6 separate regions of the Homo sapiens genome follow, and regions 2, 3, 4, 5 and 6 are each linked to region 1. Evidence: chromatin loops called from intact Hi-C (ENCODE). Cell type or tissue: IMR-90. All regions are shown on one strand.

What was found. Hi-C counts contacts between places; a loop is a spot of excess contacts. Peaks named below come from ENCODE experiments on the same cell type or tissue, not always from the same donor. Only the 100,000 strongest peaks of a DNase experiment are listed, where the experiment ranks them.
Region 2: a loop joins it to region 1, with 6 times the contacts of the local background. A loop is called at or near these places in 34 of 110 quality-filtered maps.
Region 3: it touches region 1 in a loop (2.5-fold over the local background); 2 of 110 quality-filtered maps call a loop at or near these places.
Region 4: it touches region 1 in a loop (3.0-fold over the local background); 7 of 110 quality-filtered maps call a loop at or near these places.
Region 5: it touches region 1 in a loop (16-fold over the local background); 38 of 110 quality-filtered maps call a loop at or near these places.
Region 6: a loop joins it to region 1, with 4 times the contacts of the local background. A loop is called at or near these places in 9 of 110 quality-filtered maps.

The regions. Positions count from the first base shown.
Region 1 is chr15:70,890,667-70,895,666 of GRCh38, forward strand. THAP10 (THAP domain containing 10) reads right to left here and starts at 1,767. Exons shown (of 3, transcript NM_020147.4): 1 at 1,178-1,767. The coding sequence starts at 1,606. It overlaps LRRC49 (leucine rich repeat containing 49), which reads left to right and starts at 2,160. Exons shown (of 16, transcript NM_017691.5): 1 at 2,160-2,276; 2 at 2,918-2,974. The coding sequence starts at 2,229. RefSeq lists an enhancer at 1,422-2,120. In IMR-90, a CTCF peak has its summit at 2,492 (motif pointing right); DNase peaks (open chromatin) are centred at 1,985 and 2,485; H3K4me3 peaks cover 2,227 bases; H3K27ac peaks cover 1,410 bases.
Region 2 is chr15:71,101,002-71,106,001 of GRCh38, forward strand. It overlaps a transcript of THSD4 not described here. Among named protein-coding and RNA genes, the nearest start is that of THSD4, 12 kb to the right of the region's middle. RefSeq lists enhancers at 2,133-2,202, 2,373-2,422, 2,563-2,672. In IMR-90, a CTCF peak has its summit at 2,293 (motif pointing left); a DNase peak (open chromatin) is centred at 2,260.
Region 3 is chr15:70,971,818-70,976,817 of GRCh38, forward strand. All of the region lies in intron 9 of LRRC49 (leucine rich repeat containing 49), which reads left to right. Among named protein-coding and RNA genes, the nearest start is that of LRRC49, 81 kb to the left of the region's middle. In IMR-90, a CTCF peak has its summit at 2,381 (motif pointing right); a DNase peak (open chromatin) is centred at 2,404; H3K27ac peaks cover 377 bases.
Region 4 is chr15:70,823,407-70,828,406 of GRCh38, forward strand. No RefSeq gene overlaps it. Among named protein-coding and RNA genes, the nearest start is that of LARP6, 28 kb to the right of the region's middle. In IMR-90, a CTCF peak has its summit at 1,912 (motif pointing right); DNase peaks (open chromatin) are centred at 1,935 and 3,395.
Region 5 is chr15:71,438,147-71,443,146 of GRCh38, forward strand. The region is part of intron 7 of THSD4 (thrombospondin type 1 domain containing 4); the gene reads left to right. Among named protein-coding and RNA genes, the nearest start is that of THSD4-AS2, 250 kb to the right of the region's middle. In IMR-90, a CTCF peak has its summit at 2,528 (motif pointing left); a DNase peak (open chromatin) is centred at 2,515; H3K27ac peaks cover 59 bases.
Region 6 is chr15:71,005,250-71,010,249 of GRCh38, forward strand. LRRC49 (leucine rich repeat containing 49) reads left to right here. Exons shown (of 16, transcript NM_017691.5): 12 at 3,130-3,367; 13 at 4,558-4,743. Among named protein-coding and RNA genes, the nearest start is that of THSD4, 110 kb to the right of the region's middle. In IMR-90, no CTCF peak of the experiment used is centred here; no DNase peak of the experiment used is centred here.

The DNA of each region.
Region 1 (5,000 bases):
AGGGATCAAGGGGAAAGATGTTTAGCTGATTTTTAAGGGAAAAAGACTTAATTGGCAATGATGGGAGTGGGAGGGGCATAGTTCCAGGATATTATAATACATGCAACAACTGAGCAAAGTCTTGTTGGTAGGAAGTAATATAGTATAGTATGTCCAAGAACTGAAAGGTCAGCATGATGGTACACAGTGAGCAACAGGGACAGTGGCCTTGGTTAGGGCTAGTGTGGTATGCAGGGGGAAAAAACATGCAGGGCCATGTAAATTGGGTTAATAATTTTGCTCTTTATCTTAATAATTGCAAGATGCCATTAAAGGGTCTTAAATACCCACCCCAATGTAGGAAGCAGGTTAGTACTGCAGAAAGAGTGTTGGTCTGGCAACCGGACCTAAGTAAGGATTACAGACCCCTGAGGAAATTACTAACCTCTTGCTATAATTTAATCTGTGTAATGGTGGCAAGGCTGAAGTTTATCACAAGGAAGGCTGGAAAGTTTTCTTTAAAATGGTACGTGGGGAAGAAGGTAGTAGTAACCAGATGCAAAATGAGTGCAAACAATGTTTAGAAGGAACAGAAAAGTAGGCAGAAGAGAGCAAGATGGGGAAAGTCAGCTCACTAGGGATACTGAACTTAAAGGCAGCTGGAGCTAGTTATCAGTCATAAAGGAAGCTTGGGGTGGGAAGGGATTTATTAGCAAGCTCCATCATCTTCATCTGTAGCTCCACATCTCCTTCGCCCCATCATTTGTGACACAAATAAGGGACTTTCCTCAAGCTTATGTAATGTTATGCAACACAGTTTCAAGCACTCCAATCCTGGAGATTTGCTCAAATTAAACCCTTTCTATTTAAAAACTCTGGAGCAGCGAGTGAAAGCAACTCACTACTCTGCAGGACAAGACTCTGTGTGTGTGTGTGTGTGTGTGTGTGTGTGTGTGTGTGTGTGTGTGTGTGTGAGTTTTGGGGGAGGAGCAGTTAGAAGGAATTAACTGGGTCACTTAATTCCAAAGTGTTAATGATAAGTGGGACCTTGGAGATCACCTCTAAAGCACACCCCTAACTTTGCAGATTAGAAAACAGGAACTTTCGAGATGAGGTGCCTTTCCCAAGGTGACACTAAGTGGAGGAGCCCAGCCAGAGTCCAGGGGTCCTTACACAACCTTCGGTGGTCTCTCTTTACCTGTGAAGCTGCAGCCTGCTTCCCAGCTCGGGGGCGTGTACAGGAGACTGGACCTGGGGCAGCCTCAGAATGCCTGGCTGCCTGGAGCTCTCCTCGCGTGTCCAGGCGGCCTGCTTGGTCTCCCTCCTCTCCCCTCTTAGGTGCCGGGGCGGGCACCCGGTGCAGGGTGGGCACGGCGCCTGCCACCAGCCTCAGGCGCTGGGAGAAGCGCAGGTTCTTCTGGATAACCGAAGAGACGTCAAAACAGGCTGGGGCAAAGTGGTCAGAGCAGATGACCGAGCGGTCATTGCCTCCGTACCAGTCGGCGCGGCAACCCCGCACGAAGCGGTCCCAGAGCAGCCGCACGGCCCGGTCCTTGGGAAAGCGGAACAGCGACTTCCCAGACTTGGTGGTGTTGCCGCAGTGGGCGGCCACACAACGGGCCGGCATGGCGGCCGTCTTCGGTGCGCGGGAGCCGGGTTCCCTGGACCTTCGCCCTTGGGCACGCTCCTCGCAGCGGCCTCGGCGAGGCAAGTCCTCCCCTCCTCACCTGTCCACTCCGGGTCGGGATTGTTTCCTTCCCTACCTCTGGTCACCGGAAGTGGCGATCTGGGGCCCCCAATGGGAGGGCTCTTTGATATCTTCCTCCTCCTCCTCCCTGCGCTGCTCCCCAGGAGCCAGTGGACACAAGCAGAGGGATACAAATTTCGCGCGGGCAGCGCTGAGGTGGGCCGTAAAGAGGAACGGACCGGAAGTGGTGGTGGTTATAGCAACCAGTGTGGCCAGCCTCTTCCCCAGCTTATCCTCCTCCCAATACTCCCGCTCTGTTTTTATGAGGCTGGGAAAATAGAACGAGGAAGTGGTGACGCACTGGGCTCTCACGAATACAACTAGAAGCTGCAACGACTGTGTGGCTCTATCGATTCGGGAGAGGTCCAGACCGGAAATGGTCGTTTCCATGGTAACCCTGAGCAGGTTGCCTGGGAGATGACCTCTTTCGGGTCTCTTTGAATCTCCGCTGTAGCGTCACCTGGAAGGCAGATCTAACAGAGAACCTGGACTGTCTCCTATCATGATTCCCGGGAAATATCGCTCTGTTTCTGGCCGGGCTGCGAACAACGTAAGTTGGGCCTTCTACTTTCTCTTTCTTCCCACTGGTACTCTTTCTGACTGGCGTCTTTGTCCTAGGAGATGGGCTGTATTATTAGGACCGGCACCGCTGGGTCTACTCAAGCTATTGTCTGACCAGGGTTTGAGGTTCGTGGGCTGGACCAAGGCACAATTTAATATTGTATGATGGGTACTCAAAGTCTTGTCCAGGATCTGGGCTCCCCAGAAGGTGGAGCTGGTCTGCTGTGAAAGGCTTGGGTTTATTTAAATTCCTTTGGCCAGTCAATTCCTTTTTCTTTTCTTTTCCTTTTAACTGTGAAGAGAATTTATCATTAGGGACTCCCACCTCCTTCACCTGTCTCATTGAGATGTTTATTTAGACCTGAATGGCAAATGTCGAAAGCCTGAGGTACTAACTAGAGGGTTAAATTGCTGCCGACATTTTGGAAAATAAATCAGTGAAACCTTTTAATTCTTAGATGTGATTTTATTGTTTTCAGCAAATCCTCAGAACAAGATCATTTACCAGAAACAGAAATAGAGCATTGTGTTCTATTTTTTTGTTGTATTTCTGTTTGTACCTTTTTTTTTTTTGGAAATATGTGTTTGTGTATTAAGAGCAAATTTTATGGTTTAATTTTTACATTTCAGGTGAACTGCGGGCTTCATCTGGTTATTCAAACATCATCGCTTCCTGAAAAAAACAAAGTAAGATTTAAGAAGGTTGGCATTTAAATTGAAGATTGTTTTAAATTCTACACAAATAGCAGCATGACTTAAAGTGTAGATAGATTCTAAACTGAAAAATTTAAGTAGATTTGCTTTGATTTCCAGTTTAAAGCTAGTTCTTACTTTCTGCCTACATAAAGCTAAAATAGCCCTCTTTAAAAAACTTAATGTGATTTTATTGATTACAAAAGGGTAAGGGTTTTTTTGTTTTTTTTTTTTGACATTTACACTTTTTTTTTTCTTGAGACAGGGTCTAGCTGTATCACCCAGGCTGGGGCGCTGGGGTGCAGTGGCACAATTTTGGCTCACTGCAACCTCTGCCTCCCAGGCTCAAGCGATCCTCCCACCTCAGCCTCCTGAATAGCTGGGACCACAGGTGCATGCCACCACGCCCGGCTAATATTTTTGTATTTTTTGTAGAGACAGGTTTCACCATGTTGCCCAGGCTGTTCTCGAGCTCCTGAGCTGAAGCAATCCGCTTGCTTTGGCCTCCCAAAGTGCTGGGATTACAGGCAACAGCCACCGCACCCAGTGATATTTACACATTTCTGAAATCAGGAGCCTTCTTAAAATTGATGGCATGTCATAGTTTAATTGGGGAGGTTTTTTTTCTTTCTTAATAGAGGGTAAAATAATGGTATGTCTTACTACTAATGACACCTTAGATAAAATGGTAATTGGGAGGGCATATCCACACATCCCATTTAAAATCAGGGAAGAAAAAAATAGGTTAGCAGTGGACACATGTTAGACTTAACGTTATTTAGAAGTTACGATATGAATATGAGATTTTTTTCCCCAAGATTATTTCCCCATAATGTCTCTAGCATTTCTAGAATTTCTGGCTTTTGATTTAATTTTTGAGATTTTGAGATAAACATGTTTTTCTTTCCTTTCTGTCTCACCTCAGCATTTATACTTACCTACTTTCTACACACTATGTCTCAAGACACAACATGATTTTTCCTCCTTTGACCAAGTTGGAAACCTCTAACCATCACAATTCAGGTGTGTCCTAAAAAGTTATTAAATAGGCGTCACTGGAAGAACTCTAAAGTGAAGGGCAGAGTTCACACATAACAGCATGAAGAAGGGTAAGAAAAGGCATGAGGAAGGTAAATGGAAGGACATCGTTAGTCAAGGAGGCAGCTGTTGATTACATTATATATGAATATGAAAATGGTAAACACTCAGAAAATAGACAATTTGATCATCTCAAATAAACAGCAGTTAGATTAATTGAAAATATTATTTATTATAATTGAGCATAATGGATTCTCTCCAGAGCTTTCCTAATTGATTTCTCTGGACAAATCCTTTTCCACCATTATAATGTTTCTAGAGCTGTGTGCCTCATCTAAATATTTTTTCCAAACCATTCACTTTCTCTTGTGTGGACATCTATTCTGAGAAAATACCTTTAGGTCATATAATTCCTAAGGATATAATGCAAATGCCAACATAATGTTTATAGTATGGATACATTAGAAGTATCTTAATTAATTCAAGATACATATTTGGGGTTTTTTGTGGCTAATCATAAGAAGTTGTTCTGGTTTTGTTTTTCTCAGTCCTCCCACCAGATAATTATTTTAGATCAGTTTTAGATCAAGTGAAAACCTTTCTTAGAAGGCTTAAATATACAATTTTATTATATTATAATAGGACATTTAAAAGGATTATAATGATCAAAACAGTGATTTTTTCAACAGCATTTTATTTATATTGTGTGTTTTTTTTTGAAGCAAATGATTCTTTTAATCATTGTATTTGTGGTGAGAGCGTGGAGGGATTGGAAGTGTCTCAGCTTGGAATATCTTGTATCTGACCTCATAAAATTGATCCTGATTTTGTGGGTGGTAAAATACAATGATAGAGGTGCAGCCATCACCTCTATCTAGTTCCAGAATTTTTTCATCATTCCAAATGGAATCCCTGTACCCATTAAGCAGTTACTTCCCATTCCCTGCTTCCCTTAAATGCCTGGAAGCCACAAATATGCTTT
Region 2 (5,000 bases), 210 kb after region 1:
AAAAAGTAAAATAAAAAATAAAATAAAATAAAATAAAATTGATATGTTTGTACTTAGATCACCATTTTATCACATATTTTATGTTTGTTTCTTCTGATTTTCATTTTCCCTTTCCTACTTTCTTCTGAAATATTTGAATATCTTTGTCTTCTATTTTAATTTTCTATTGATATTTTTACTATATCTCTGGGAAAAAAATTTTAGTAGCTGTTCTAGAGATTACAGTATATGGTCTGCTATTATATTACTATTATATTTTATAATTTCAAGAGGAGTACTCAATTCTTGCATTAAATTTAAATGGTATAAACACATAAATGATATAAATATTAGATCTTCTCACCATATAGGTACCTTTGGCATCCCCTGTTTACGTAGTCATCATAGTATTATGTATTATGATGACTACATACATTGAAAATTCCATCAGTCAATGTTACAATTTGTGCTTTCACATATTTCAAAGAACTTAAAATCTATTATATTTTTCCAGGTATCTACCATTTCAGTTGCTCTTATTTCATTACTATTGTTAAAGTTTCCCTCGATTTAATTTCCTTGTAGTCTGAAGAATTCTCCTTAGCATTTCTTATGGAACAAGTCTGGTATCAAGGAATTTTCTTACTTTATCTGAGAATGTCCTTATTTCATTGTCATTCATGAACGATATTTCCACTGGATATAAGATTCTGGATTGGTAGTTTTCTTTTCTTTTTTATTTTTTTTTTTTGAGACAGAGTCTCACTCTGTAGCCCAGACTAGAGTGCAGTGGCATGATCTCAGCTCACTGCAACCTCCATCTCCCAGGCTCAAGCGATTCTCGTGCCTCAGCCTCCTGAGTAGCTGGGACTACGGGTGCATGCCACCACGACTGGCTAATTTTTTGTATTTTCGTAGAGACGGGGTTTCACCATGTTGCCCAGGGTGGTCTTGAACTCCTGAGCTCAGGTGATCCGCCCCCTTGGCCGCCCAAAGTGCTGGGATTACAGGCATGAGCCACTGTGGAGGGCCGATAATTCTTTTCTTTCTGTATGTTAAAAATGTTATTCTACTTCCCTCCAGCTTCCATGGTTTCTGATGAGAAATGCACAGTCATTTAAATAATTGTTTCTCTACCTGAAATGAGTCATTTATCTTTGATTGCTTTCAGGATATTTTCTTTATTTTAATAGTTTTCATAAGTTTGATTATAATGTGTGGATGTCTTTGATTTTATCCTGTTTGGGATTCACTGAGTTTCTTCAATTTCCATGTTCATGTCTTTTGTGAAATGTGATGTTTTTCCACCATTATTTCTTAAAATATTTTTTTCCCATTCAACATCCTTTTTCTTTTCCTTCTAGGAGTGTAATGACACAAATATTAAACTTTTTGGTATTTTTTCCCACAGGCCCCTAAGGTTCTGCTGGGTTTCTTTTTCAATTTTCTTTCCTTTGTTGTTCAGATTAGATAATTTCTATTGATCTATCTTTAAGTTAATTTTTCATCCAGTTAATCTGAAATTTAAGTTAGTGTCCTTCTCTTTTTCTGTTCTAATATTTCCATTTGGTTTGTTTTTATATCTTCCTTTTTTTTAAATTTTGAGACAGTTTTGCTTTTGTTGCCCAGGCTGGAGTACAATGGTGTGATCTTGGCTCACTGCAACCTCCACCTCCCGGATTTAAGAGATTCTTCTGCCTCAGCCTCCTGAATAGCTGGGATTACAGATGCCTGCCACCATGCCCAGCTAATTTTTTGTATTTTTAGTGGAAACAGGGTTTCACTATGTTGCCAAGGCTGATCTCGAACTCCTGATCTCAGGTGATCCACTTGCCTTGGCCTCCCAAAGTGCTGGGATTACAGGTGTGAGCCACTCCACTAGGCCTGTTTTTATATCTTCTTTTTTCCCCCCTGAGAATTTCGGTATTTCCATTTGTTTCAGGAGCACTTTCCCTTACTTTATGGAACATGGTTATAATTGCTGCTTTAAAAAATGTTTGGTAATTCTAACATCTGTATCTTCTCAGGGTTAGTGTCTGTTGATTGTCTCGTTCCTTGTCAGTTGAGACTTTCATGGTTCTTCATATGCTGAGTAATTTGGGATTATATCCTAGACATTTTGAATATTACAGGACCCCAGGTCTGACTTAAATCCTAAAAAGAAGGCTTTTTTTTTTTTTTGAAGCAGGAAATGAAACAGATTATATTATTTTTGCGAGTCCAAACCTGCCTCTTGGGCTGTGGTTTCAATATCATTTCTGATTTCAGAGTGCAGTGCTATTCAGATCAGTCCTGTGTGTGTGCCACCCAGTGGCCAATCATGGGCCTGGACTGGGGTCTACCTTGCAGTTTCAGTTCTCCAAACATGTGGTATGGTGTTTAGGATCAGATCCATACATGTGTAGCCTGGAGGTGAGCCCAGGAGCTAAAACATAAGTTTGTGGGATTTCTGACTTAAGCTCCCTACTCTCCGTGATCTCCCCAACACCCTCTGGCTCCTTGGGGCCTCCCTTTTCAGCCCTCCAGTGAGCAAGCTTGGGCTTCAGTTTCTCTGCTCTGCCACACTTACCATGACTGTTTCTGTGTTTGGAGTCAAGTGGCAGGAGGAGAAAGGTGAAAAAAAAAGGAAGAAAGATTTGCCACACACTCTTGTGAACACTGCTCCTCCAGTCAAACAGAATAATTCCCCTCTCTTGGAATCTTAGATGACTGCCTAGCTCCACTCCCACCCCCTCAGCCTCTGCCACCACCACTGCTGCTACAATATTGCCTGTGGGCTGAGGCTGGAAAGAAGGAAAAAAAAAAACACCAGGAGTTCCCCTGCACCCCACTCTCTCTCTGACTCTTCAGAATCTCCTTTCTTGTGTTTTAGAGAGGACTTCTCTTGCAGCTCTTTCTGTCTTCCTCTGGTGCACACTTCCAGCTTTATGGCTGCCTTTTAGTCTAGGCTGGCTGATACTGGGAGGGAAAAAAATTCACTACTGATTTAGTGGGACTTTGAATTCTGGTCTTCTTCCCAAAGCCACCTGCTATGATTTATGTTTCAGAACTCTCAGATAGCTCCTCCATCCATTCTGTCCAGGATTTATAGTTACATTTAGTGTGTCCTTACTTATTCCATCTTTTCTGGAATAAGGCTCTCTTTTTGCTTTTTAAATCATCAATCATTTGCTATGTGGGAAATGATATCTTTGTTTATATGTATGGCATTTATTGTCTCCCCCACCCCCGGCCCCTGCAAAGTTTCATAAAAAACAAAACTTATTGACCAGCAATAACTCTTTATTATATGGCCGGAAAGAATTAGGCAATCCATCTGGAGAAAACAGACTGTTTCTCTTCGCTCACACAATACTTCTGACAGCAAATGTGTGGGGCTTTTTCTCCATCCCAAGAAGTTCTCCAATTCTGCTCCCATCAGCTGCATGCCCTACGATTTAATTCGATTTTGACACTGTCTACCTGGAGCTAAGCATCAGATCCCACAGGGTTAGTTCTCAGTCTCACAAGATTGCCCTGTTAATGGAAAAACCAAACTCTGAAAATATTTTAAAGAGGTTTCTTCTGAGCCAATATGAGTGACCATGGCCTAGAGAACACAGTCTCAATAGGTCCTGAGAAAGTGTGTCTGTGGCAGTCAGATTACAGTTTGGTTGTATAAATTTTAGGGAGGCAGGAGTTATAGGCAAAGACATAAATTCACACATGGAAGGTATACACTGGTTCGGCCCGAAAAGGTGTGATATCTTGAAGTGGGAGTTTACAGGTTATAGGCGGATTCAGAGATTCTTTAATTTGCAATTGGTTAAAGGAGTAGAGCTTTGTGTAAAAATTTGGAGTCAACAGAAAAGAAAGTTTTAAGTTAAGATAAGGAAGTATGTGAACCAATATTCGAGGTCAGAGTGACCCGTAGGGCTGAGTGACTTAGCCCTTGTCCGGCACGGCCTTATGTCCTCTTTATAATTTGATATCTTATTGTCACAAGGAGTCTGTTTTGTTAGTCTTATGGTCTGTATTTTAATATTAATGGTGGTCAGTTGTGCCTAAACTCCAAAAGGGTGGGGATATATCACCTCCCTTTGTGTCATGCTGGGAATTCCATTTTTAAGGATTTTCTAGGGTCCCCTTAGCCAAGAGGGGGTCTGTTCAGCTGTTGAGGGGCTTAGGATTTTATTTTTAGTTTTCAGCCTCTACTTCAGATGTCAATCACCAGGCCAGGTCTCTAGTACTTTTGACCAACCAGCTGCAAATTGGGGTTTCCCCTACCCACCTTCTCAGCAATACTTTGCTGGGATAGCTCACAGAACTCAGGCCATTTACTCGTTTATTATAAAGGATACAGATGAAGACTTAGGTGAGGTCTAGAAGGGTCCAAAGCATAGGAGCTTTTGTCCCTGTAGAATTGGGGTACCCCTCTCTCCCAGAGTTTTCATAGAATTTAATTTCCTCCCATCCCATTCCTGGAGGTCAGTGGGTAGGGCTGAAAGTTTCAACCTTCTAATCCCTTAGTTTTTCTGGTGTTGAGTCCCATCCTGAGGCTATCTGGGGTCCTACCCTAAATTACCTCATTAGCATAAACTCAGGTGTGCTCCAAAGAGGCTCCTTAAGAATAAGAAAGGACACCTCATGACTGAGGAAATTCCAAGGGTTTTAGATTCTCTGTGCCAGGACCACGGACAAAGACCAAATATACTTCTTATCACACTACACTATCCTATTTTCTTTTCCTCTACATTTCATCCTATTTTCTGAGTCCACAATTAGAGGCATTCCACCCAAAGACGAATTCTCAAAGGAACAAATTCACACCAAGATTGAACCACAACCTCACCTGGCCTGCACAATGCCTTCAATTGTTTTTCTGGCTTGCATTTTCCCCTCTTATATTAATAGAGAAAAAAAGAGCATTCCAGGGCCATGAGCCCTCTTGAGATGTTGAGCTTGAATGATTGGGAAGATGATAGCTCCTCATCCAGATATGGAGTATGGAATAGGAAAGAGGGTTTGGGGGGTGGGACAGG
Region 3 (5,000 bases), 81 kb after region 1:
TGCTTTCCATTTCCTTGGTAAATCTTCCTCTATCACTTTATTTTGAGTCTATGTGTGTCTTTGCATGTGAGATGGGTCTGCTGAATACAGCACACCAATGGGTCTTGACTCTTTATCCAATTTGCCAGTCTGTTTCTTTTAACTGGGGCATTTAGCCCATTTACATTTAAGGTTAATATTGTTATGTGTGAAATTGATCCTGTAATTATGATGCTAGCTGGTGTTTTTTGCCCATTAGTTGATGCAGTTTCTTCATAGTGTCGATGGTCTTTACACTTTGGTTTGTTTTTGTAGTGGCTGGTACTGTTTTTTCCTTTCCATATTTAGTGCTTCCTTCAGGAGCTCTTGTAAGGCAGGCCTGGTGGTGACAAAATACCTCAGCATTTGCTTGTCTGTAAAGTATTTTATTTCTCCTTCACTTATGAAGCTTAGTTTGGCTGGATATGAAATTCTGGGTTGAAAATTCTTTTCTTTAAGAATGTTGAATATTGGCCCCCACTCTCTTCTGGCTTGTAGGGTTTCTGCAGAGAGATCCAATGTTAGTCTGATGGGCTCCCCTTTGTAGATAACGCAACCTTTCTCTCTGGCTGTGCTTAACATTTTTTCCTTCATTTCAACCTTGGTGTATCTGATGATTATGTGTCTTGAGGTTGATTTTCTTGAGGAGTATCTTTGTGGTGTTCTCCGTATTTCCTGAATTTGAATGTTGGCCTGTCTTGCTAGGTTGGGGAAGTTCTCCTGGATAATATCCTGAAGTGTGTTTTCCAACTTGCTTCCATTCTCCCCGTCACTTTCAGGTACAGCAATCAAATGTAGGTTTGGTCTTTTCACATAGTCCCATATTTCTTGGCTGCTTTGTTCATTCCTTTTCATTCTTTTTTCTCTAATCTTGTCTTCACGCTTCATTTCATTAAGTTGATCTTCAGTCTCTGATATCCTTTCCTCTGCTTGATCGATTTAGCTATTGATACTTGTGTACGCTTCACGAAATTCTTGTGCTGTGTTTTTCAGCTCCATCAGGTCATTTATGTTCTTCTCTAAACTGGTTATTCTTGTTAGCAGTTCCTGTAACCTTTTTTCAGGGTTCTTAGCTTCATTCCATTGGGTTAGAACATGCTCCTTTAGCCTGGAGGAGTTTGTTACTACCCACCTTCTGAAGCCTACTTCTGTCAATTCGTCAAACTCATTCTCCATCCAGTTTTGTTCCCTTGCTGGTGAGGAGTTGTGATCCTTTGGAGAAGTGGCATTCTGGTTTTTGGAATTTTCAACCTTTTTGTGCTGGTTTTTCCTCATCTTCGTGGATTTATCCACCTTTGGTCTTTGCTGTTGGTGACCTTTGGATGGAGTTTTTGCGTAGTTATCCTTTTTGTTGATGTTGATGCTATTGCTTTCTGTTTTTTCCCTTCTAACAGTCAGGCCCCTCTTCTGCAGGTCTGCTGGAGTTTGCTGGGGGTCCACTCCACACCCTGTTTGCCTGGGTGTCACCAGCAGATGCTGCAGAACAGCAAAACATTGCTGCCTGCTCTTTCCTCTGGAAGCTTCATCCCAGAGGGGCACCCGCCAGATGCCAGTTGGAGCTCTCCTGTATGAAGTGTCTGTCAACACCTGCTGGGAGGTATCTCCCCATCAGAAGGCAGGGGGGTCAGGGACCCACTTGAGGAGGCAGTCTGTCCCTTAGCAGAGCTCGAGCACTCTGCTGGGAGATCCGCTGCTCTCTTCAGAGCTGGCAGGCAGGAACATTTATGTCTGCTGAAGCTGTGCCCACAACCGCCACTTCCCCCAGGTGCTCTGTCCCAGGGAGATGGGAGTTTTATCTATAAGCTCTGAGTGGGGCTGCTGCCTTTCTTTCAGAGTTGCTGAGCTTAGAGAAGAGGAATCTAGAGAGGCAGTCAGTCTGGCTACAGTGACTTTGTGGCACTGTGGTTTTTTTAATGTCAAAAGTACAGAATATAAATTCCACAAATTGTGACAGTCAACTTGATGTTGATTCTGAAATAAATTTAAATTGCATTATTAAAAGATGGTTTGTGGCCCAGTGCGGTGGCTTACTCCTGTAATCCCAGTACTTTGGGAGGTTGAGGTGGGCGGATCACAAGGTCAGGAGATTGAGACCATCCTAGCCAACATGGTGAAACCCCATCTGTACTAAAAATACAAAAATTAGCTGGGCATGGTGGTGCGTGCCTGTAATCCCAGCTACTCGGGAGGCTGAGGCTGGAGAATCACTTGAACCAGGGAGTTGGAGGTTGCGGTGAGCCGAGATCGCGCCACTGCACTCCAGCCTGGCAACAGAAGGGGACTCTGTCTCAAAAAAATAAAATAATAAAATAAAATAAAAAGATGGTTTGTGAGTACTTAGGAATTGGTCACTAGGAGGCAGCATTAGCTCACTAAAAAACAATTCATGCCAGAAAAGAATTAGTTTCCTGACCTAGAAATTACAAATAGACCTTGTTAGAGGAGTGCTATAGACAGTGTTTTGGTATTTAAGCAAAGCATTTGGCAAAGTCTTTTATGGCATCATTTTGAGTAAATTGTATGACATGGTTATGTAGATTTTTGATTCAAGTATACTTACAGAACATGAAGTAATGGATTAATGCCAGCCTTTAGAGAAATCTGTACTGGCATGCCATGAGGCTTTTTTCCTCCAGTCCATTCTATTCACATTTTTATTAATGTCTAGGAGAAAATATTTGTTATTCTGGTAAAGTATGTGAATGACAGAAACTAGAGAAATTAGAGTTCTTGGTATATTGGTTGATCAAATGAGAATCCAAAAGTATCTCCATAGTCTAGAACAGGGTTTGGCAAACTACAGCCTATGGGCTAGATCCATCTGGCAGCCTGCTTTTTGTACAGCTCTCAAGCTAATAATGGCTTTTATGTTTTCAAAGCATTGTAAAAAAAAAAAAAAAGAACAACAAAGAAGGATATGAGATAGAGATCACATACAGCTCACAAAGCCTAAAATATTTACCATACTATCTGACCCTCTACAGAAAAAGTTTGTTTATGCCTAGTCTAGAAAAGTAAGCAGAATTTAACAACATAAAAAATAGATGAATTGAACATCCTGGACTTTATTCCATAACAACAATCAAGCAAAACAATTCTTAGCACAAATTCAGTATTATACAAGATTAGACTTAGCAGCGTGTGTTAAAGTGACTTGGAATTGCTAAATTCAAGTTCAATTAATTATGAGATGTGATTATTAAAAGTTAATATGGCTTAAAACAATATTCATTTATAGAAAAAGAGAATTCAGACAATGGAGACAGTCCCATCCCATTTTTTTCTACAGTGGTCAGATTACACCTGAACTATTACTAGTTTTAGAGGGCAGACAATAAACTAGAGCATTTCCAAAGAATCTGACATGATTAGTTGACAAAGGAGAAGACATAAGGAAGATATCCCAGTGATCTTCACCTGTTTTCACAACTATTCAAAAAAAGAGAGAACAGACACATGTTGAGGGGCTAGAACAAGGACCCTTATATAGAAAATTCTGGGAGGCAGAATTTTCCTTTTTATTTCTAAGGCAGCATTTTGTGAATGCAGGCAGTATTCTCACAATTCTGAAACAGGGTTGGGCGTGGTGGCTCATGCCTGTAATCCTAGCACTTTGGGAGGCCAAGGTGGGCAGATCACTTGAGTCAGGAGTTTGAGACCAGCTGGCCAACATGACAAAACCCTGTCTCTACAAAAAATACAAAAAATTTAGCCGAGTGTGGAGGCACACGCCTGTAGTACCAGAGACTTGGGGGACTGAGGCAGGAGGATCGCTTGAACCCAGGAGGTCAAAGCTGCAGTGAGCCAAGATCTCGCCACTGCACTCAAGCCTGGGGGACAGAATGAGATCCTGTCTCAAAACAAAACAACAACACAATTCAGAAACAAACAATGTCTAAAGTTTTCACCTCAAGCTCACATTTAATTGGCTTAGTGTGAACTTGTTTACAATTTGCTCTCCAAAAAAAAAAAGGAGCTCATCTCATGTGTACGTTTTCTGTTTTGGTAGACATTACTAATGTTCACCAATATGCTCTGGTTCTCCTCCTTTTTGACATGTGGGAAGATGTTTGGCCAATGAAATGTGAGCAGAAATAATGTATATCATTTCCAGGCAGAAGCATTTAAAAGCATGATTCTCATGCTTCCTTCCCATGTGGTAGTCACTGCGGAAGCCTATATAAAGTTGAGGATGCCATCAGATCATAGCACTCAGGAATACTTAGCCACTACATTGAAGACAGGTGCAGTGTTCTTTGCGTGATCAAGAAATAAACTTTTTTAAAGTCATAAGCCAGTGAAAGTTTTGAAGTTGTTACAGCAGCATAACCTATCCTGTTCTGACTATTTCCCTCCCCAGTATTTAACAGCTAATATCCCTGGACCAGAAGTCAGGTGACATGGCTTCTAATCTTCACTCTAACACTAGGTGTGACCCTGCAAAAAAATCAGTTTTGTTTGCTAAAAGTGATTGTTTGAGTAAAAATTATTGACCACCTCTTTGAGGGAAAAAACCCTGTGATTTTAAAGTCTGTTTTAATATTTTATATGTTCAAAGAAAATAATGTTTATAACTAAAGTATATGGTTAAAACACACCTTGCCATTTGATTTTTAAAATTTCATAAAATGCTGCCTATATTAGGACTACTATTATTTATTTTGGATCAGTCTTTTTCTTGTGTGATATGTGCATTGTTTTAGGCCTTAATATCTGCTAACAAAGTATAATCTAGGTTATCAAACACCTATTAAATCACTGCATGGCTTAATTGACTTGAAATTATTTCTATATTGGGTCTTCATGGCCAAAATGAAGTGAGGAAAAAGTAGTTTTTTGTCCCAGATCCCAGATTCCCCCCCCAACTTATTTATTTTTTTATTTTTATTTTTTGCTATGTAAAGGATATGGCTTTTGTCCCAGAAATTGGACTATTATCAAGAAGATACCAGAATTTTAGTTTTTCTTTCTTACCAACAGAT
Region 4 (5,000 bases), 67 kb before region 1:
GTTTTAAAGTTATACTAAACGAACAACAGATGTTGCACTCCATAAATCTGTTATTACTGGCTTCTGATCAGTTCTTAATGTCAAAGTCCGCTTCTTCCTCTTGTGAAGAAGACTCCGTCTCAAAAAAAAAAAAGTGAAACTGATCTACTCATCTGTCTTGTTTATTTTCTTTCTTCTTTCCTTTTTTTTTTTTTTGAGACAGAGTCTCGCTCTGTCCCCCAGGCTGGAGTGCAGTGGCACAATCTTGGCTCACTGCAACCTTCACCTCCCGGGTTCAAGCGATTATCCTGCCTCAGCCTCCCGAGTAGCTGGGATTACAGGTGCCTGCCACCATGCCTGGCTAATTTTTGTATTTTTAGTAGAGATGAAGTTTCACCATGTTGGCCAGGCTGGTCGCGAACTCCTGACCTCAGATGATCCAGCCGCCTCGGCCTCCCAAAGTGCTGGGATTACAGGCGTAAGCCACCGTGCCCGGCCTTGTTTATTTTCTTTTATTTACTGTGGGTTTGTAGACTTATAGTATTAGAAGAATAACTTTTGTATAAAGAAAATATCTATTCATGTTCATAAGAGTTGCTATATGTTCTTCACTGAAGTCTGAAGTCATGGCCGACTTAACATATGACAGACTCAATTACATTTTTTTCTTTTTTTTTTTTTTTTGAGACTGCGTCTCAGTCTTGTTGCCCATGCTGGAGTACAATGGTGCAATCTCAGCTCACTGCAACCTCCGCCTCTTGGGTTCAAGCGATTCTCCTTCCTTAGCCTCCTGAGTAGCTGGGATTACAGGTGCCCGCCACCATGCCCAGCTAATTTTTGTATTTTTAGTAGAGACAGAGTTTCGCCATGTTGGCCAGGCTGGTCGCGAAATCCTGACCTCAGGTGATCCGCACCTGCCTCAATTACATTTCTATAATTGAAATCATCTGGGCATTGTTGATTGAGTTGGCCCATCAGAGTGTATTCCAGGGGCTTCAGGATGGGACCATCACTCTCATTTTACACTTAAGAGAGGCAATATAGGAGGTCTCTTGGGTCCTGACTTCTGAAGGTCCCTACTGGCCTTTGGCTGCCACTCTTATTAACGAAGCTCTTCCCCATTTATCCCAGGAGCTCACTCATTTTTTTCAGATGCATCAGGGGGTCAGAGCTCAAGAGTTCTCATCCCAGATTTTATCATGCTGAATATGCTTTTCCATAGCTTACAATGAGACCTACAGCTACCCCAAGGTATATTCCAGAGCTGGAGTATTTCAGGACAAGGAGAAGTTGCCAAACAGTGTTGAATTATAGAGTCCTTAGGATTTACATGCTCTCCAAGAGAGTCGGCTTGGATATTTGGAAACCATGAATTTATATTACATTGTACAATATTTTTAAGGCCAGGAAAAATTCGTTTTATTCAGTACCTATTCAACAAATATTTTCTGAGATCTTGCCATGGGCCAGGCACTATAAGATGTGTGGAGATACATGGTCTCTTACCTCATTGTTCATAATTCAGCAAGGAAATGATGCATAAACAACTGGCTAAAATGCAGAGGGAGGAGTGTGCTAGATTAGTCTTTCCCATCCTTCTTACTTATGATGAGTTTATGTCTGGGAGCTTTAGTGATGGTATATTTTTGGGAGCTATTTCTTTATGGTAGGATGGTGTCATGCTTTCCACGTATCATCCTTTTAATTCCTTACAAAAAAACCTGATGTTGTAGGCATTATCATCCTCATTTTACAAGTGAGGGAACTGAAGCTTAGAGAAGTGAGACAGCCCTGAGAGTTCTGCAAGTGGCAAGGTTGGAATTTCAACTGGTCTTTCTTGTTCCCCAACTACAGGAGCATACCCTCAACTAGGAGCAGGTGCCAGGTTATCAGCTGTTTAGATAAGGCTATGTCCCGGTTGGACACTAGAGGGCACTGAGATAGCAAAACAATCGGAGGAATTTGCCTCTGGCTACCACTTTGAAAAACCATAACAAATTGAACTTCCCAAATTCATCTTTGAAGGCGAGTTAACTGTAAATACAGCATTGAGAAGGCAGGTCTGCACCTACTGCACTCTCTGGTTATAGGTAAGGAAAAGGATCACCTAGGATTTATCTTTCATCCAAAGCACTTCAGCCTGCTGCTTCTTTTACCCATAGTAGTTGCTCAGGAATCTTTGTGAATATTTTTTTTTTTGAGACGGAGTCTCGCTGTTTCGCCCAGGCTGGAGTGCAGTGGCGCGATCTCAGCTCTTTGCAAGCTCCGCCTCCCGGGTTCACACCATTCTCCTGCCTCAGCTTCCCGAGTAGCTGGGACTACAGGCGCCCGCCACCACACCCAGCTAATTTTTTGTATTTTTAGTAGAGACGGGGTTTCACCGTGTTAGCCAGGATGGTCTCGATCTCCTGAGCTCGTGATCCGCCCGTCTCGGCCTCCCAAAGTGCTGGGATTACAGGCATGAGCCACTGCGCCCGGCCGAATCTTTGTGAAATTGAACTGAATATCTGGGTGCCATCACAAGGCACGTATCTAGCTGGCTTCTGCTCATCCCACAGCTGATTCCAAATCTGGGGTGTTGTGCAAACAGCTGCCCAGCCGGAAATTGGTCCAAATAAAGGTAGCTTGGTTCACCAATGGGCTGTCTACACACTCCAGATATATCTCCCACTACCCAAAATGAATCGCAAAGGACTGATGCAATCAACATGACTGTCATCCTGAGGGATGCTTCATGAGGCTGAAGTACTAAGATTGTAGCTTACAGGATTATTATTATTATTTGAGAGGGAATTTCCCTCTTGTTCCCCAGGCTGGAGTGCAGTGGTGCGATCTCGGCTTACTGTAATCTCCACCTCCTGAGTTCAAGTGATTCTCATGTCTCAGCCCCCGAGTATAGGCGCATGCCACCACGCCTGGCTAATTTTTTGTATTTTTTAGTAGAGACGGGGTTTCACCCTGTTGGCCAGGCTGGTCTCGAACTTCTGACCTCAGGTGATCCGCCTGCCTCAGCCTCCCAAAGTGCTGGGATTACAGGTGTGAGCCACCATGCCCGGCCCAGGATTATTTTTTCATTAAGGGAATTAGCACTCACCAGGATCTATGTCAGTGTTAGGAATAAAAAGTCAACAGTCCTTGTTGGTTCAATCCTTTCTTCCTTAGATCTTTGCTGTTAGTTTCTAGGTAGCTTTTCTGTCATGTTTACAACTTACAAGAAGTAGAGTATATGGATGAAAATTACTGGGAAAAGCTAGCTCACATTTTATGGAAAAAGTATTTAAAAATAATCGATGAACAATATGTCTTCAATGAGTACTTGCTCATGTGTCTGTCTTGTGTGGCAGAAACCAAACAGAGCCTTTTTCAACCCAGCCACACCCTGGAGTGATGCAATAGTAAATGAGACACAGGCATGGTCACATATTCGGGATATGAAGCCAGCCTGCCAGCTCAGGAAGTTACCCCAGAGTCAGACGGGTGGTGGATCAAGGAGGAATGTTCAGAGAGCCTTCCCCACAAAGCATACAGCACAGCAGGGCATAACAGGCAGTTGGGCTCTTTTTCTCTGTACAGGAAGAGGCAGACTGCAATTTTTTATTTTTATTTTTTGAAGTAAGGAAGTTATGTGACCAGAGCCCTATTTTAGTAAGATAGGTTTGGTAGCATGATGGGAGATAAGTTAATGCAGAGGCTTAGAGACAGAGAGACCTTGGGAGGAGGGTATGTGGAACTAAGTAAGCACTGGGGAAGAAGGGAGCGTGTAAGAAATATTTCAGAGCCAAAAAATGACAGTTCTGGATTGTTGATTGAATACGGGAGATTTGGAAGGGAAAGGTACAAATATGGTAGCCTCACGTTCTTTGAGCATTTACCATGGGCAAATTACTAAGCATTTTACAGGTATTGACTCATTTTAATTCTTTTTTTTTTTTTTTTTTTGAGATGGAGTCTCACTTTGTCATCCAGGCTGGAGGGCAGTGGCTCGATCTCGGCTCGCTGCAACCTCCGCCTCCCAGGTTCAAGTGATTCTCCTGCCTCAGCCTCCTGAGTAGCTGGGACTACAGGCATGCACCATCAGGCCCGGCTAATTTTTGTATTTTTAGTAGAGTCAGAGTTTCACCATGTTGGCCAGGCTGGTCTTGAACTGCTGACCTCAAGTGATCCACCTGCCTCGGCCTCCCAAAGTGCTGGGATTACAAGCATGAGCCACCACGCCTGGCCTGACTCATTTAATTCTAACAAATTGTATGAAATAGGAATTATTATTATCTACTATTATTATCTATTATTTATTGGAGAGGAAACTGAGACATAGGGAGGCTCAGTTGTTAGTCAAAGGTCACTTGGTCTTCAGAACCTGCATTCTTCACGTATTCCACATGGCCTCATCTCCAGTCTGGGTGACATGGGAGATGGTGATGCCACTGGCTGAGATGGGGAAGTCAGGAGAAGGAGCAGATGGGCATGTGTATGGAGCGGGAGGGAGGGTGGACAAAGTGGTGTTTTGGATATGTGTAGCGTGTAGATGTTCTGCCAGCACCTCAAGCGGAGATGGTCACCAGGCCTCGTGTCCCAGTGTGGAGAAGGAACTGGTTTTCATTAAAAATAATGAAACATCTGTAAAAATACCATTGGCTGAGTTTCTCAGTCAAGCTATTCAAGAAAGGCCGGCTATGCTAACAAACAGGAAGCCCATGCCCCAGCTGAAGATTTGGCCAGAGAGTTAGAAGGAGCAGGTTCATCAACAAGGTGCTCAGACCCCTGGAATGCCTACAAGAGACCAGGACTAAGCCTTGAGAAAGGAGGAGGGAATTAATGTGCTCCTCATTCCAGTGGCCAGAGCTTTCCAATGCTGCCTGCCTATTAGAATCACCTAGGAGATTTTATTTTTTATTTTTTAATTTTTTTTTGAGATGGAGTTTTGCTCTTGTTGCCCAGGCTGGAGTACAATGGCACGACTTCGGCTCACTGCAACCTCTGCCTCCCAGGTTCAAGCGATTCTCCTGCCTCAGCCTCCAGAG
Region 5 (5,000 bases), 550 kb after region 1:
CTCGCCCAGGAACCACTTACATTCCTTTTGTGTGATCTGTCTTTTAATAATCTTTGCACATTTTTCTATTGGGTTGCTGATCTTTTTCTTAACTTGTAGGAGCTTTTTATGCATTAAAGAGATTATTGTGTAAATTGCAGGGTTTATTTTTTTTTTAACTTATGCCTTTGCTTATGAAATTTTGTTTATTTTTGCCATGCAGAAGTTTCACATTTTTTAAATGGCAAATTTAGCAATTTTCTCTTTTGTGATTCTGGATTTTATGTCATAGAAAGACCTACAGTTTGAAGTTATTAAGAAATCATCCTGTTTTCTTTCAGCAATTTATGGTTCTGTGTTTTTACATTTTTACCTTTTACATTAATTCATTTGGAATTTATCCTAGTGTATCGTGTGAGGTATGGGTTCAATTTTACTTTTTTTCAGATGGCTACCCAATTATGGATAATTACCCAATTACCTAAACCATAATTGAATAGTCCACCTTGCCCCCACTATTTTGAGGCTCCCTCTTTATTACTTGTGTATATTTTTGGCTTTGTATTCAATTCTATGAATCTCTGTCTTTTCATATACAAATATTAGAACATACATTTCGAAAAAGAAGCAGAACACACAGGTGTTTGAAGTGATGAAAGGTAAGTTTGCTTTGCTCGGGGCTAATGCATTTATGGACTTCAAATGGAAACCTTTCTTTGTTCATCACTTGGAAAAGCCACCTGTATTTAGGTACCTTAACAAGACTTCCTGTTTACAATATATTTTTACTTGATTGAAAAATGAATATTCTATGACTTTTTGGAGCAGAATGGCAGGAGTTACAATCATGAAAAGCATTCCAAATGACAAGACCACGGTAGGCCAGATCAAGATCTCATGGACAGTTGAGGGAAAGTATTAAAAAATAGAGAACTGGAAAATTTATTGAAAAATGCAGAATATGCTTTTGGCAGCTGTTTGCTTTTAGGACAAACTAGATTTGACATGGAAAAACAAATCACTGCTCCCATAGGCGGCTCTTGAGGAACCGTCTTCTGCCATTCAGTAAATAGGCGGTATCTTTCACAAGTTTTGTTTTATTGCATATGGATCATAGCAATTTTTTAAAGTTTATCAATCCATCTTCTAATGGCTTGAAATTTACTATTTTTTTCTACTTACTCTTCTTGTGTTCTATTTTCACAATTCCCAGCAAAATGCTAGTAATTATAGTGCTTAAGAATATGCTGGAGAGGATGTGGAGAAATAGGAACACTTTTACACTGTTGGTGGGAGTGTAAATTAGTTCAACCATTGTGGAAGACAGTGTGATGATTCATCAAGGATCTAGAACTAGAAATACCATTTCACCCAGCCATCCTATTACTGAGTATATACCCTAAGGATTATAAATCATTCTATAAAGACACATGCACATCTATGTTTATTGCAGCACTACTCACAATAGCAAAGACTTGGAACCAACCCAAATGTCCATCAGTGATAGACTGGTTAAAGAAAATGTGGCACGTATACACTATGGAATACTATGCAGCTGTAAAAAAGAATGAGTTCATGTCCTTTGCAGGGACATGGACGAAGCTGGAAACCATCATTCTCAGCAAACTAACACAGGAACAGAAAACCAGACACCACATGTTCTCACTCATAAGTGGGAGTTGAACAATGAGAACACATGGACACAGGAAGGGGAACATCACATACTGGGGCCTGTTGGTGGGTGTGGGGGGCTAGGAGAGGGATAGCATTAGGAGAAACACCTAATGTAGGTGACGGGTTGATGGGTGCAGCAAACCACCATGGCATGTGTATACCTATGTAACAAAACTGCATGTTCTGCACATGTACCCCAGAACTTAAAGTATAATAATAATAAAAAAAGAATATTCTGAACCTAGTTTCCTAACCAAATCTTGAGTGCTGCCAGCCAAAAAGATTTTTTTTTTCCATCCCACCTCCACATTCACCCAAATGGACTAAGGAAGGGAGATCAGTGACAGCCATGATTGTCATTTAAATGGACTGAATATGATCATGCATGAACAAAGATTTTGGATTCCAACATTTGCTTTCCAAATACTAATCTCATTTCCTCAAAACTGCTTAACAAAACCTCAATATAAGCTTTGTCTCCCTTGTGAGAGCTATGATGAACTTCTTGTGGATGAAGGATTTTTATATCCTTTGAGTTTCAAGTCAGTTTCTAAAGGCCTAATTTAAATACTTCACACATACAATATGAAATTTCAAATATATGATATAAATAAAATACAATGCATGGTGTTTCAGTAATGTTTGGTGTACTCATGCTATTATTTCTTGTTTAGGGAAAGATAAACTCTTTCTATTTTTGGATAGATATATAATCCCCCTCAGAATGAGGCTAGAGACCATCCAATATTTTTTAAATGAAAGTCTATGCCTTATTGCCGTGTTCCTGCTTTTATAGATCATATAGCACAAGTAAACGTGAGACTTGTAATACTGCTTGATGATGACTTTTTCTTGAACTGGTTGATCGTGACATCTAGTGTTCAGTACTAAAATTACATATCTTTCTCAAAAGCAGCTCATAGGGAAACCAGCATAAATTACTGTTTAATTCAGGGCTGGCAATGCACCAAAAAGGCCAAAATACAAAAATGGAAGTGGAGTCATTGGGGCAATAACTGGGGACAGTTTGAATTAGAAGGGTAATTGCTCCTTGATGATAACATCAAGAACTGTAAATTACACTTGGGAGCAATTATGTATGGACATGCAAAGTGAACTGCTCTTCAGACTCAGTTCTGAATCTGTTTTTTTGTTGTTGTTTAGTTCAGTCCTTCTTTGGCTCTTCTCAGACCAGGAGTGTGTATAAATTCACTAGTCAGATTATCTTAAGCAAGTCATAAAATTTCTCAGAGACACAGTCCTCTTATCTATAAATTTGAGATACTGAGTCCACATCATAAAATTCTGGGGGAATTAAATGAGATGTTTCATGTATAATGATCTGGGTTCAGTGCAGGGTGCATTGTGAATAATAAATAGCAGTGCTGGTGATGGGTAATGGTGATGGTGATGCGGGGATGTGTCTGGGAAGTCATTTGCATGGATCTTGATGTCTGGGGGTAGCAAAGACAGGCAGTGACCAGGTGCAGAAATTGTCCAGGATATTGTAACTGGATATTGGGATCAGTGGGCAACAGGGTTCGGGAGAGAGGGATGGAAGAAAGCCTCAGTGTCCTTGGAGAGTTTCACCTGTAGAATTTTTTTTTTTTTTTTTTTTTGAGATGGAGTCTTGCTCTTTTGCCCAGGCTGGAGTGCAGTGGTGCAAAATCTGCCCCCTGGGGTTTTTTTTTTTTTAAGCAATACTCCTGCCTCAGCCTCAGGAGTAGCTGGGACTACAGGTGTGCGCCACCACACCAGCTAATTTTTGTATTTTTAGTAGAGACGGGGTTTCACTATGTTGGCCAGGCTGGTCTCGAACTGCTGACCTCGTAATCTGCCCGCCTTGGCCTCACAAAGTGCTGGCATTACAGGCGTGAGCCACCATGTCCAGCCTCACCTGTAGAACTTTAAGAAGATATAGTAACATGCAGTAGGACTTACTACCCTGCCTCTCAGGAGCTGGATCTCCTTTATTAAGTTCCTAACTTTTCTGAGCCTCATTTTCCACTTTAGTAAAGCGGGGATGAGAGCAGTACTGACCCCGCAGGTTTGTGAGGATTCAATGAGACGGTGCATAAAAGAGCCCTAGACAATGCCTGGCACAGCTTAGTAAGCATGCAGTAGCTAAATGGTAGCCCTTGTTGCTATCTTTTTTGTTTTGTTTTGTTTTGTTTTTTTGAGACAGAGTCTTGCTCTGTCACCAGGCTGGAGTGAAGTGGCGCCATCTTGGCACACGGCAATCTCCGCCTCCCGGGTTCAAGCGATCCCCCTGCCTAAGCCTCCTGAGTAGTGGGGACTACAGGCATGCACCACCATACCCAGCTAATTTTTTTGTATTTTAGCAGAGATGGGGTTTCACTGTGTTGGCCATGATGGTCTCCATCTCCTGACCTCGTGATCCACCCACCTCAGCCTCCCAAAGTGCTGGGATTACAGACATGAGCCACCGCACCCAGCCCCTTGTTGCTATCCAAAGGAAGGAGATGAGGCCGAGTGCAGTGGCTCCCACCTGTAATCCCAGCACTTTGGGAGGCCAAGCCAGGCAGATCACCTGAGGTCAGGAGTTCAAGACCAGCCTGGCCAACATGGTGAAACCCTGTCTCTACTAAAAATACAAAAATTAGCTGGGCGTGGTGGCACATACCTGTAATCCCAGCTACTTGGGAGGCTGAGGCAGAAGAATCGCTTGAACCCGGGAGGCAGAGGTTGCAGCGAGCCGAGACCACACCACTACACTCCAGCCTGGGCAACAGAGCAAAACTCCATCTCAAAAAAAAAAAATATATATATATATATATATATGTGTGTGTGTGTGTGTGTATATATATATGTATGTGTGTGTATATGTGTGTGTGTGTGTGTATATATATATATATATATATATATATATATATATATATATATGAAGGGAGGAGATGAAAGCAGAAGTTTCAAAACAGGACAAACAAAACTCAGACACATGACTCTGCTTCCTCTTTGCTTTGGTATAGGCTGTTCCCTCTGCCTGGAAATCTTTTTCTTCCCTTATGTACCCACATAGGTCACCTTTGGTAGAGCAATCTCTGATTCTGGCAGGCATCGTTGCTCCTTTTACTGTGTTTCCAGTCCCCATAGTCCCTTGTGCTTGACACCTTCTTGTTCTTGCTAGACTGTTTATGCATCGAACCCTCCGATAAACCATGAGCCCCTTGAGGGCAGACCCAGGAAGATTAGGTACTTAAGAAATGTTGAAAGAATTATGAATACACTAAAAATACAAGAGAAAGGGGGAGAAAGAGGGGAGCAGAGAGACAGTGAAACAAGTGTGGCAAAATGTTCACTGAATCTAGGTGAAGGGTACATGAATG
Region 6 (5,000 bases), 110 kb after region 1:
CCTTTTTAAAATTGACTTTTCCCCTCTGGAAGAATTAGTCATTCCTTTCTCTGTGTTCCCTTAGCATATGGTTTAAATATTCGTTATATCACAATAAGCACATTATATTATATTTAATATATATATTCATCTTCCTCTCCGCCCCACCCATCCAGATTGAGAGCTCTTTGAGGGCAAATATATCTTGATTTATTATATCCCCAATGCTTAACACAATATCTGACACATAATAAATTCTCCACAAAAACCTATTTGTTTAATGAGATATTGAGGTCATTTTAGTTTAGAAATTATATCCCATGTGTTTATTAGGTTGATTGCAGAGGAGGATTAGAGCAGTTATATTTCTGAAACTATGACCCAGTAAAAGTGAGCAATAATTTTGCTATATCCAGAAACCTTTGTATGATCTCAGTGTTGATTGTTCTTATCAATACAGATGATTTAGTGGCATGTGCCAGAATTCTTAGCACAGTGTTTTGTAGATAGTGGGCTTTGAGGACATGTTTGGTGAATGAAAGAAAGAAAGAATTAATTAGTTAATTAATTAATATGTGTGTATGTATAACTAAAAAGATGTACCCATATCTGCTAAGGATACAAGGAAAACTAGAAGAACAATCCCCAAAATATAAACATTGTTTGGCAAGCTAAGTCACTTTTTAATGGAGCTCAGAACACACTTTCCCAGAGGAGCAAATTTGTAAACATTGACCAGAGTTTAAGGCTAAACTCAAAAGCTTCCTTCAGAAAATAACTGAAATGGGTTAGGTGTTATATGGCCTGTTTACTAGGTGCTAGTGAAAAGGATGAGCCTGTCTGCAGCCCAGGAGACTTGCCGTTTGTTTTTACCAAATGGGCATGTGATAGCTATATAAATTGGAAATTACTTCTGCTTTGTTTTGTAACCATGTCACTGTTTTACTGAATGTAGCCTTGTTTATTATGTCACTTATTTCCTGAAGAGTTTACTTGACAAGCCCTTTACACAAAATAAATAATCCCTTTCTGATGACAGACTTTTTATTGTGGAGCTTATATTCTTAAACTTTTAATTATGTGGAAAAAGAAAAGCAAGACACTTTTAAATATATGATGTGGAGCAACATCATTTCCCAAAGGGTTTGTTGATGTTTTTGATACATAACTCTGATTCCCCATCATTTTTACATTAAACTTTTTTGCTGGTTACTGTGGCCATCAGGCGTCCCTATGTGGGTAAACCTTCTTGCTAAACCTGATTCTGTGTCTATATCACTGATTCTGCCCCTTTACTGAAACTATAGCTTATGGTTCAAACATCCTTCTTAAGATATAATACATACTCATTAAAAACTTCATCATTGTCCCACTTCATTAATTCATCCAAGAAATATGTATTGAGCAGAGCATAGGCTAGGAGCTGTACTAGATGTTGGATCTACTATAGTAATCGTGACAAAATTCAAGCCCTCAAGGATCACTGTGTTTAGTAAGAGAGATATAGATAAGGCAACAAGTAATTGCAGTACAATGTGGCAAGTATTGTAATAGCAGTATGCACTCTTTTCATCTTCTTTGTTTTAGTGGCAGTGAAGCTGTCCTTTGTTCTGTTCCAGTATTGATTATATAAGCAACCTCAATGAGATATAATCTAACTCAATGTATCACACAAAGCACAATGTATGGAACTAATTGTTAAGTTAGTTTTTCCTATTATCAGCCTTCACCTTTCTAAGATTATTATCTAAGACCATTCATGTACTACTACTCATTGGATATTTGATTTTTGTCACATAATAATCATTGTCTTAAGTGCTAGTCTGGTAGAAATCAAGCCTTTTTGTATTTTCTTGGTTGCATATTCACTTAAAGTAGACTGATGTCATTATTCATCTTGTTATTGAATAAACAAATGTGTAGAAGGTTAACTGGTACCTCTGAAATAAGTATGATAAACAACAGGGCAGCGCTTTCTTAGTTTTATCCCTTAACATCATTGTAAATGTTTGAAGATATTTAATAATTCATTCAGTATACATTGTTAAAAGCTGATTACTAGATTTTGGGTCCCCAAAGATGAAAAAATATATAATCTTTAGCCTCACTCACTATCTGGAATAACAGGCAAAATTGTAAGCATAAAATTGTAATATAGTTATGAGAAGTGTGTTCCAGGAGTATACCAAAGACCATGGGAGCACAAATAAGAGCGAGACACTAATTTTAGTAGGGGCAAATAAATACTGGATGAAAGGAGAAATCCCAGAAGGAAAATGCAGAAACAAAAACCATGCTTTGTTTAAGTTTTGAGGTTGGGTAAAACAAATAGTTATGTCTCTATTCACAAAGCAGATAATATGAGTTGGATTAAGATATTTCATTTATTCTCTAGCTATGATTTAGATAGCCTTATATAAAAAATGTGGCTTCTACCTTGGAAATAATAATTACCAAATTCAGTGCAGTATGAGAAGCATGTATATATATATATATATATATATATATATATAGTGTGTATATATAATATAAATAATGATTCCTTTTCACTGTTTCTTATTTCAAAGTGAGGAGGAAATCTACACTGATTTTACTGATTATAACTGTAGTATACACTTTAAAAATTTCAAAAACCATTGAAGTATCCAAAAGTAGAAAGTTAGAGTTACCCCCTAATACAACCTCTGAGAAATAAACTATTTTTAGCAGTTATTACTTGGTTCATAAACATATTTTTATATGTATGGTTCTTACTATAGAAATACTAATTTGTAAACTGTACTTTTTTCTAGTCAGAAAAGTTTATAGATTGGGAAAACCTATCTGTGTTGACATGGAAAGATAACCATAATGTAGTAAACGGCTTGTTTTAAAACTAAAGGGAATATTAGTTATCTTTCATGGATAGAAATAATTTGGGTTTAGAGGTGATCTTTTTTGTTCATAACATGCCTCTTAAATTAAAATATATGATTAGAATAATACAAAACTGCTAGATAGTCTATTGAAAATTAGTCTTTAATGCTCTAGGTTTAATTACTGAAATGAAAAAAGAATATAAAATTGTGAAGAGCTTTTCTGACAGGTCATTATACTGTTAGGTATTCTGCATGATATCTTTCATTTAAAATTATACTTTGGGTTTTCCAGGCCTCTAGACTCAGGACTCAACAATGCTTTACAAGGTTTATCTGTCATAGACACATACCTTGTTGAAGTGGACGGGGATACACTTTCCCTATATGGCTCAGGAGCACTGGAATCTCTGGATAGGAATTGGAGTGTTCAAACAGCAGGAATGATCACAACAGTCTCCTTCACTTTCATAGAATTTGATGAAATCGTCCAAGTGCTTCCTAAACTGAAGATTAAGTTTCCTAATTCTCTGGTAAATATTTCCTTTTAGTAGTATATTTGAATATTCTTAGTCAATGACTTGTGTGTTCAGGCCAAAGACCTGTTTTAACTTGTATTTATGTAGTTTCTATCTGGCAGGAAGATTTAAGTTTTGTGTTGATTTTCTTGAGCTAGGATTTAAATTAGTATTCATAAATGGCCTTGAAGTTTTATGTTAACATTTGAAATTCTATCTCAAAAAAAATGATCCTTTGTGGAGTAGAAAAAGACTGATATAATTTTATTCAAGTTATATATTTCTACTTTATAAGTGATTCACCTTACCACATAGCCTTATGTATTCACCTATGGTACCTGGTAATGGTGAAATGTATATTTACTGTATAATTTTTACAGTTGTCCCCTAACAATGTTGAAAATAATTTTAATAGCTCATTAAAATTACTTTGAGAAATTAGCCTTCCTCAATTATGGTGTCATTGTATTATTTAGTATGCATTTGTAGAAACTGTGATTTCTGTAATGAGTTCTCTCTTGAGTTTCTATTATTGTTGTGTTTTTCTCTGTCAGCCAAGAGACTTCCCTCACCTGCCTTTTTGGTGGGTTTTTGTTTTTATTTTCACTTCATTCTCCCTAAAAAAGATAGTTAGAGGTGAAGACAGTATGTTTAGAAAAGAGCATCTAGATTCACAGACAGAATGCTTGCGTTAACATTGCAGTTTTAGTGATTTGATTTTTCTATAGCCAGTATAACTATCCTACGTAGTGTTTGGCAAGATACAAGTAATAATAACTAACTAGTTCTTCTCAGGAAAATTGTGGGGGCCTGTATTTATAAAGTTCTGAAATTTTCATTTCCAGTCTTTTTAAAAAAATTTATTTAATGTCAATGTAAAGCATATAAAATCAATAATTCCTGAAAGAATCTGCATTATTTGATATTTATGTATCTTTAAAGAATGTTGGTTTATAAGTGAGACTGTCATTTGTAGAAGGAGTCACCCAGAATTCAATATTGGATGGATTCCATCAATGGTGCATTGGATGAATTAAAGTTATGTAAGTTTAGTACATTCAGTTGATTTAATGTAATTGAAAACATATTTGCTAAGCCTAAAGTTTACATATTTACCTGGGGAATGATTAGTGAAGCTTTAATGTTAATATTTCAATATGGTTAAAATCAATGTTCTGATCTGTATTTGTGTTTTATCATTGCAGCACCTTAAATTCAAGGAAACAAATCTTGTAATGCTGCAGCAATTTAACGCACTAGCCCAACTCCGTCGTATTGACCAGTTGACAATTGATCCTCAAGGAAATCCAGTTGTCAATTTTACACTCTGGAAATACTATGTACTGTTTAGGCTAAGCCATTTCAGTATGCAGAAAATAAATGGAACAGAGGTAAGCTAAAAACTAGATGAACTATAGAATAAAAATATTCCTTCTTAGTGAAAATAGTTACTTTAAATGTTTAGGAATTTAAGTAACCATGATAGAACATTTGAGATATAATGGTTTTTTTTAAATTGACATTTAAAATGTCAAAAGGCTAAGAATCTATTTTAAAACTTCCAAAGAACTAAATAAATTGTAAAAATAAAATAGTAACCAGGTTATAGTAAATGGCAAATACTTATACTGTTGTTTGTAAGCATTCA